2 separate regions of the Homo sapiens genome follow, and region 1 is linked to region 2. Evidence: chromatin contacts called from ENCODE Hi-C or POLR2A ChIA-PET data. All regions are on one chromosome and are shown on one strand. Each heading gives the region's core, a stretch centred on a gene start or an enhancer-like site at or near the end of the contact. The rest is flanking DNA. Distances are from core to core; before and after follow the strand shown.

What was found. Hi-C counts contacts between places; a loop is a spot of excess contacts on that map. ChIA-PET counts read pairs that join two places held with the same protein, here RNA polymerase II (POLR2A).
Region 1: a loop to region 2 is called in a map with no recorded cell type, with 3 times the contacts of the local background. The contact joins two enhancer-like sites. A Hi-C loop is called at or near these places in 1 of 168 maps with a recorded cell type or tissue (CD14-positive monocyte) and 2 of 37 single-sample maps with no recorded cell type. POLR2A ChIA-PET finds 5 or more read pairs at or near these places in 8 of 52 experiments (GM12878, H1, OCI-LY7 and 4 more).

The regions. Positions count from the first base shown.
Region 1 is chr6:18,241,169-18,244,130 of GRCh38, reverse strand. The region is part of intron 7 of DEK (DEK proto-oncogene); the gene reads left to right. Among named protein-coding and RNA genes, the nearest start is that of DEK, 22 kb to the left of the region's middle. RefSeq lists an enhancer at 1,399-1,693. Within about 2 kb of position 1,575, at least 5 of the 41 ENCODE cell types and tissues checked have a DNase peak (open chromatin) inside an H3K27ac peak, as active enhancers do; they include CD14-positive monocyte, where a contact is called at or near this core.
Region 2 is chr6:18,185,099-18,188,060 of GRCh38, reverse strand. It overlaps KDM1B (lysine demethylase 1B), which reads right to left. Exons shown (of 22, transcript NM_001364614.2): 8 at 2,251-2,289; 9 at 59-269. Among named protein-coding and RNA genes, the nearest start is that of KDM1B, 31 kb to the right of the region's middle. Within about 2 kb of position 1,325, at least 4 of the 41 ENCODE cell types and tissues checked have a DNase peak (open chromatin) inside an H3K27ac peak, as active enhancers do; they include CD14-positive monocyte, where a contact is called at or near this core.

The DNA.
Region 1 (2,962 bases), core at 326-2,825, 56 kb before region 2:
GTCTTGTCTCCACTTAGGTTAAATAACAAGATGTTAACCATTGTGAGTATTTTCAACATTATTTCCTCAATGCCATATAATTTTTATTATAATCACTAAAGTTTTCAAGATATTTTGAAAGAGACTTAAAATGGGGGTCAGTACTTCACTTATTTTTGAGACAGAGTCGTACGTCTTACTCTGTTGCCCAGGCTGGAGTACAGTGGTGAGATCATGGCTCACTGCAGCCTTGAACTCCAGGGTTCAAGTGATCCTGCCACCAAGTGGCTAGCAATTTTTAAATTTTTTGTAGAGAGAGGTTCTTGCTCTGTTGCCCACTGGCTTTTGATTTCTGAGGTAACCACTTTTTGATTGCTCAAGTCAGTGAATTGGGAGTATGCTAAATGCTGTTAGGGTTACAGAAGATATTTTCCAAGCAAATGCCATTTGATACTTAGCATTATAGGATTTCTAAAGAAGGAAAATCTTCATGCCTCTTGAGGAAAGGCTTTGGGTAGAAGTGGAAGTACTACCAATTCAAGTTGACCTTGGGAATGGAGAGGAAAGTTGTACGTGTGAACAAAGATAAGGAACAGGGAAGGCAGGGTGCCTTTGACTAACTCGTGGTTAGAGTTGTGTGCCCAGAAGTAGAGCAATGAGAGATGAAACTAAGGTAATGTAGGTTGAACCCATGCTATAGAGAACCCATGAAGCTGGGCATTGTTGTGTGACTAATATGTTTGGTGGTAGGTTCATTATTCTCACTCATTCAAAATGATTATCTTATTCTATACCTGAGCATTTTACTAAGTGGGAGAAAAAAAAAATGAGACACGTCCTCTGGTCTTCCAGGAAGTACCACTCAGTAAGCATTTATTAGCAACTGCAAGGAAGAAACTATTCAAAGTGTATATACCATGTGCTTTCACATCTTGCATCTCATTTAGTCTTGACTCCATGAGAGGTGAGGTATGTCTCCTCATTTTTGTATTTGAGGTTATAATAAATATATAAGAAACCTTTTTTAGTGCTTTCTCTTCACAGTAGTCACCTCTTACCTGAACGGAGTACATTTCAAGACCCCCAGTGTATGCCTGAAACTGCAGATCATGCCAAGCCCGATTGCTGTCATTTGGGACATGTTTCTGTTCACGTTTCCCACCCTCAAATTATGCCTTTTTCATCATAACTAAGCACTTATCCTGCACTGTGGCCATAACTTTCGCAGTTTGAGGTTTGACAGCAGAGCCAGCACAAAGTTCTTTTCCCTTCACAATTTCACATATAGAAGATTTGTTCTTACTATAGATCTTAGAAACCTCAACATATGATTTTTTTCTTTCCTTGAGTAAAGAGCTTTCACTTAAAAGAACCCACTTTATGGCTTCTCTTTGGCATGTTTGAATTGCCAACATTACTACTTCTGGGCTTTGGGGCCATTATTAAGTCACATAAGGGTACTTGGGCACAAGCACAATGATACTGCAACAGTTGATAGGATAACCAAGATGGCTGCTAGTGACTAATGGGCCAAGGTTCTGGGAGCATCTACAGTGTGGATATGCTGGACAAAGGGATGATTCACATCCCGGGCAGGAGTGAGCAGGATGACATGAGATTTCATCACACTACTCAGAACAGCATGCAATTTTAAATTTATGAGTTGTTTACTTCTGGAATTTTCCATTTAATATTTTCAGACTATGGTTGACAACAGGTAGTTGAAACCACATGCAGAAAGAGAAACCATAGATAAAGGGAGACTGCCGTATTATTCTTTCTTCTTTTTTGAGACAGAGTCTTGCTTTGTTGCCCAGGCTGGGGTACAGTGGCACGATCGATACTCACTGCCACCTCCACCTCCCAGGTTCAGCAATTCTCGTGGCACAGCCACCCTAGTAGCTGGGTCCACAGGTGCATGCCACCACGCCTGACTAATTTTTTGTAGAGACGGGGTTTCACGATGTTGCCAGGCTGGTCTCGAACTCCTGGCCTCCCAAAGTGCTGGGATTACGGGGTTGAGCCACCGTGCATGGCTTCCTATTCTTTCTAAAGCTTCTTGTTTATGTACTTCTATCTTCAGAGTTCTCTCTAGAATTCCTGATTTAGATCAAAATTTGATTTTAAGCAATAGCTTTAAGAAAGTTAATGAGTATAAATCCACTTGTGCTTATCAGAACTTAAAACTAAAAGCTATTAAAAACTTGATAATTGGAGGAATTGTCCTGTTGATTGCTTTGTCTGGTTCCTGCCTTTACTGTATATAGCTCCAATAATTCAAAATCTAGGAATCAGCAGGCAGTGTAGCCTGTATGCCAAGTCCAGCCTACAGCCTGTTTTTATACAGCCCTCAAGCTCAGAATGGTTTTTCCATTTTTAAATGATTGTTTAAAAAAATGAATATGCAACAAAGATTATATGTAGCCGGGAAAGCTGAAAATATTTACTATCTGGCACTTCAAAGAAAAGTCTTGGTGACAAATCTAGTCCATAAATGTGCTTTTCATTTTATGTGGTATAGCTAGATGAGTCACCTCTGGAGCTTCAAAAACATATACAGGTGCTCAGGAATCAGGATGTTTGGCTGTAACACCCTTGTTCTTACAGCTTCACAATACCTTCCATAAAGTAGGGATAATGAATTGCAGGCCAAGTACTTTGAGAGTATGGATTAATCAAATTGATGGTATTGTGAAAGATTTAGAGGAGGTAATTGTTAAGCTAGGTTTAGAATCATGAGTGGGGTTTTCCTAAGTACAGGGGAGGAATGAAAGTAATGAAGATTTGAAAGTTCATGTAAAATTAAAGGGGACATTGTTTAACTTGCCTTGTCAGCTCTCCCTGTGTTTTTTTCTGTTACCTCCAAATTCTGGTTACCCATATTTACCTTGACAGACAAAAATTGTCCATTGTGTCCTAATACCAAGGTATGTCCTTTGAGATGCCCCCATTTTCCAGAGACCTATTCCTCCTATACCTAATA
Region 2 (2,962 bases), core at 76-2,575:
GTTCCTCAGGGAGGGGAGCGGGGAATAGAAAGCAGGGAGTCCCAGGAATGGCTCTCACCGTGCACGGAGAGGGCAGCCTTGGAGTGCTCCAGCTTCCCAGGGCTGGCATTGCCAGTGGCAGCGGCGCGGTTTGTGCTGGTGCAGGAGGGGCTCATGCCAACACAGTCAGGGTAGTAGGCAGACAGCAGGGGCGCTGCCACACTGTCTTTCAGCAAAGGAGGTAGGATGAGCATAGAGTACCACCAATGGTTGGAAACTTCCAATACTCTCTGCAATGGGCCAGACAGGAAGAAGAGAGACAAGGACAGACAAGAAATGTACATGCAGATTCTGCCAGGGACAGAGGGTTCTCTTCGTTTCACTTGTCCTTAACCCGCTATGCTTTTTCTTGCTCAGACTTAACAATTCTATTCCAGAGCTCTACACACACAGATGTAGAAACAAAAATGGGCTGATAACACCTGGCAAGAATGTCTCCCAGACAGAATTCTTTCTGACATATGGCAACAGCCTCCCTTATCCCTCCCCCAAAATAAGCTCCCCAATGCCAGGTGAGTCTGAAAGCTGTGCCCATTTACTAGATCGCAAGCCTAGGTTTAAGTCTGATGTGAAAAATGCATCTCTGCTCAGTAATCATCTATCATTCAAGCCCCCCGCCTTTAACTTAGGACCTCAAGATAGTTAAAATTGGGAAACTGGGCATAAAAAATAATGCTCCCAAGTAGTAAGTATTACCGCTTTTTGCCAAAGGCTACTAAAAAACTTTCAGAGGGAAAAGTACACTGCAAACATCAAAATAAGACGCCAAATGTAGAACTGAACAAAAGCAGTTATTTTCAGTCTTCAAATACGTGATACTGTTCCAGAGTTGACTTAACATGGAGTCATCAAATCAGAGCCTTCTCATGATGACTACTGAAATAAAAAGAAAGTCTATGTGGCTTCCAAAGCAACACTGCCACAATCCATGGTAGACAGGCTTTTCTAAATGCAATCTGACACTTATGCTCCAGGAATTCGGGGAAAAAAAAAATGTCTATTCTGGAGCCTGGAAAAAAAATGTGTGTGTGTGTGTGTGTGTGTGTGTACACACACACACATATATACATACTGATATGGTTTGGCTGGGTCCCCACTCAAATCTCATCTTGAATTGTAGTTCCTATAATCCCCATGTGTCATGGCAGGGAGCTGGTAGGAGGTAATTAAACCACAGGGGCAGTTACCCTCATGCTGTTCTTGTGATAATGAGTTCTCATGAGATCTGATGGTTTTACAAGGGGCTTTTCCCCCTTTGCTTGACACTTCTCCTTCCAGCCATCATGAAGGACACATTTGCTTCCTCTTCTGCCATGATTCTAAGTTTCCTGAGGCCTCCCCAGCCATGCAGAACTGTGAGTCAGTTAACCCTCTTTCCTTCATAAATTACCTAGTCTCAGGCAGTTCTTTATAGCAAGCAGCGTGAGAACGGACTAATACACATGCAAACACCCTTTTATATAACAGAATGGATTTAAAGTAGATTTGCTAAAAGTCAATGCTGTCTTTGCCTGAAAAGCTATCGTAGTTCCTGAGTTTCAGACATCTAGAACAATCCAATCCTGAATCACTGAAAATCAGAATGACTCAGGATTCTAGAAACTCAAGAAACCCAAAATTTAAAAACCTCTTTTCTGAAACAGTCACCGAATCTGGTTACATGGTACACTGAAGTTTGTCAACTCAGGTAGCAAAGTCTTATGAAAACAGAGGAAATGTGACCAGCTTTGCCAGCTGGAAGTACTGCTCCCCCTGCCATATCTGCATGAGGACAGGACAAAGCCAACATGCTGAGGTCAGAATGCATAAGAACACTCCTGCAGCTGAATCCAGGCCAAGACGATCAAATTGTGGCCCTCTTGTGCTTTTCTTAGGAGGACTCAAGTGGAGAAAAGGTCACAAAGTCATCCTTGAAAAACAAGTACAGCAAGCCTGAGCCCTAGAGCAAGGCAGGAGAGCTGTGTCTTCCTCTTTGTTTCCTTTTAATGAAAAGCAACATAACTTTATTTTTATTTTTTAAGTTGGGGACAGGACTACCCATAATATCACTATTGCTAACATTTTCATAATATAGTTACCATGTTAGATTAAAAAGTCACTGATCAGCAACCAAAGAGAAAGAAATTCATGAAGCTGTTACTATCATTTCCTTGTAACACTTATCATCAAAGGCACAATTAACCCCAATCCACACCATCCGGAAATACTCACTAGATCCTCTGGGAGGGAACAATGATCTGAGGTCTCAGGCTACAAAAGAAAACCAAGTGTTAAATTAGGGTTGCTTATAAAATATAGTCTCAGGTATCCATTTATCTTCAATAAGATATCTCTTTTCACCTATCAGGCTGGCAAAGAAAAGCATTTTTATGAAACAATGTATAAATCAGAGTGTCTGGAGGCCTGGCTCTGTGGCTCACGCCTATAATCCCAGCACTTCGGGAGGTTGAGCAGCAGTTTGGGAGGTCAAGGTGGGTGGATCACCTAAGGTCAGGAGTTTGAGACCAGCCTGGCCAAAATAGTGAAAAACTGTCTCTACTAAAAATATAAAAATTAGCCAGGCATAGTGGCAGGTGCCTGTAATCTCAGCTACTGGAGAGGCTGAGGCAGGAGAATCACTGGGACCCGGAAAGTGGAGGTTGCAGTGAGCCGAGACTGCGCTACTGCGCTCCAGCCTGGGTAACAGAGCGAGACTCCATCTCAAAAAAAAAAAAAAAGTGAGAGTGTGGGGAGACAGGCACATGAGATCATAAGGATGTTCCTGGTGGAAAATAAAGGCATATAACAACCACGAAGGGCGGTGACAAAATACGAACATTTAAAATGCACAATCATTTGACATTATCTTTTAGAACTGAAAATACGTATGACACATCCAGCAATTCTAACTGGGTTATATTTTCCAGAGAGAGACTCTTGTATA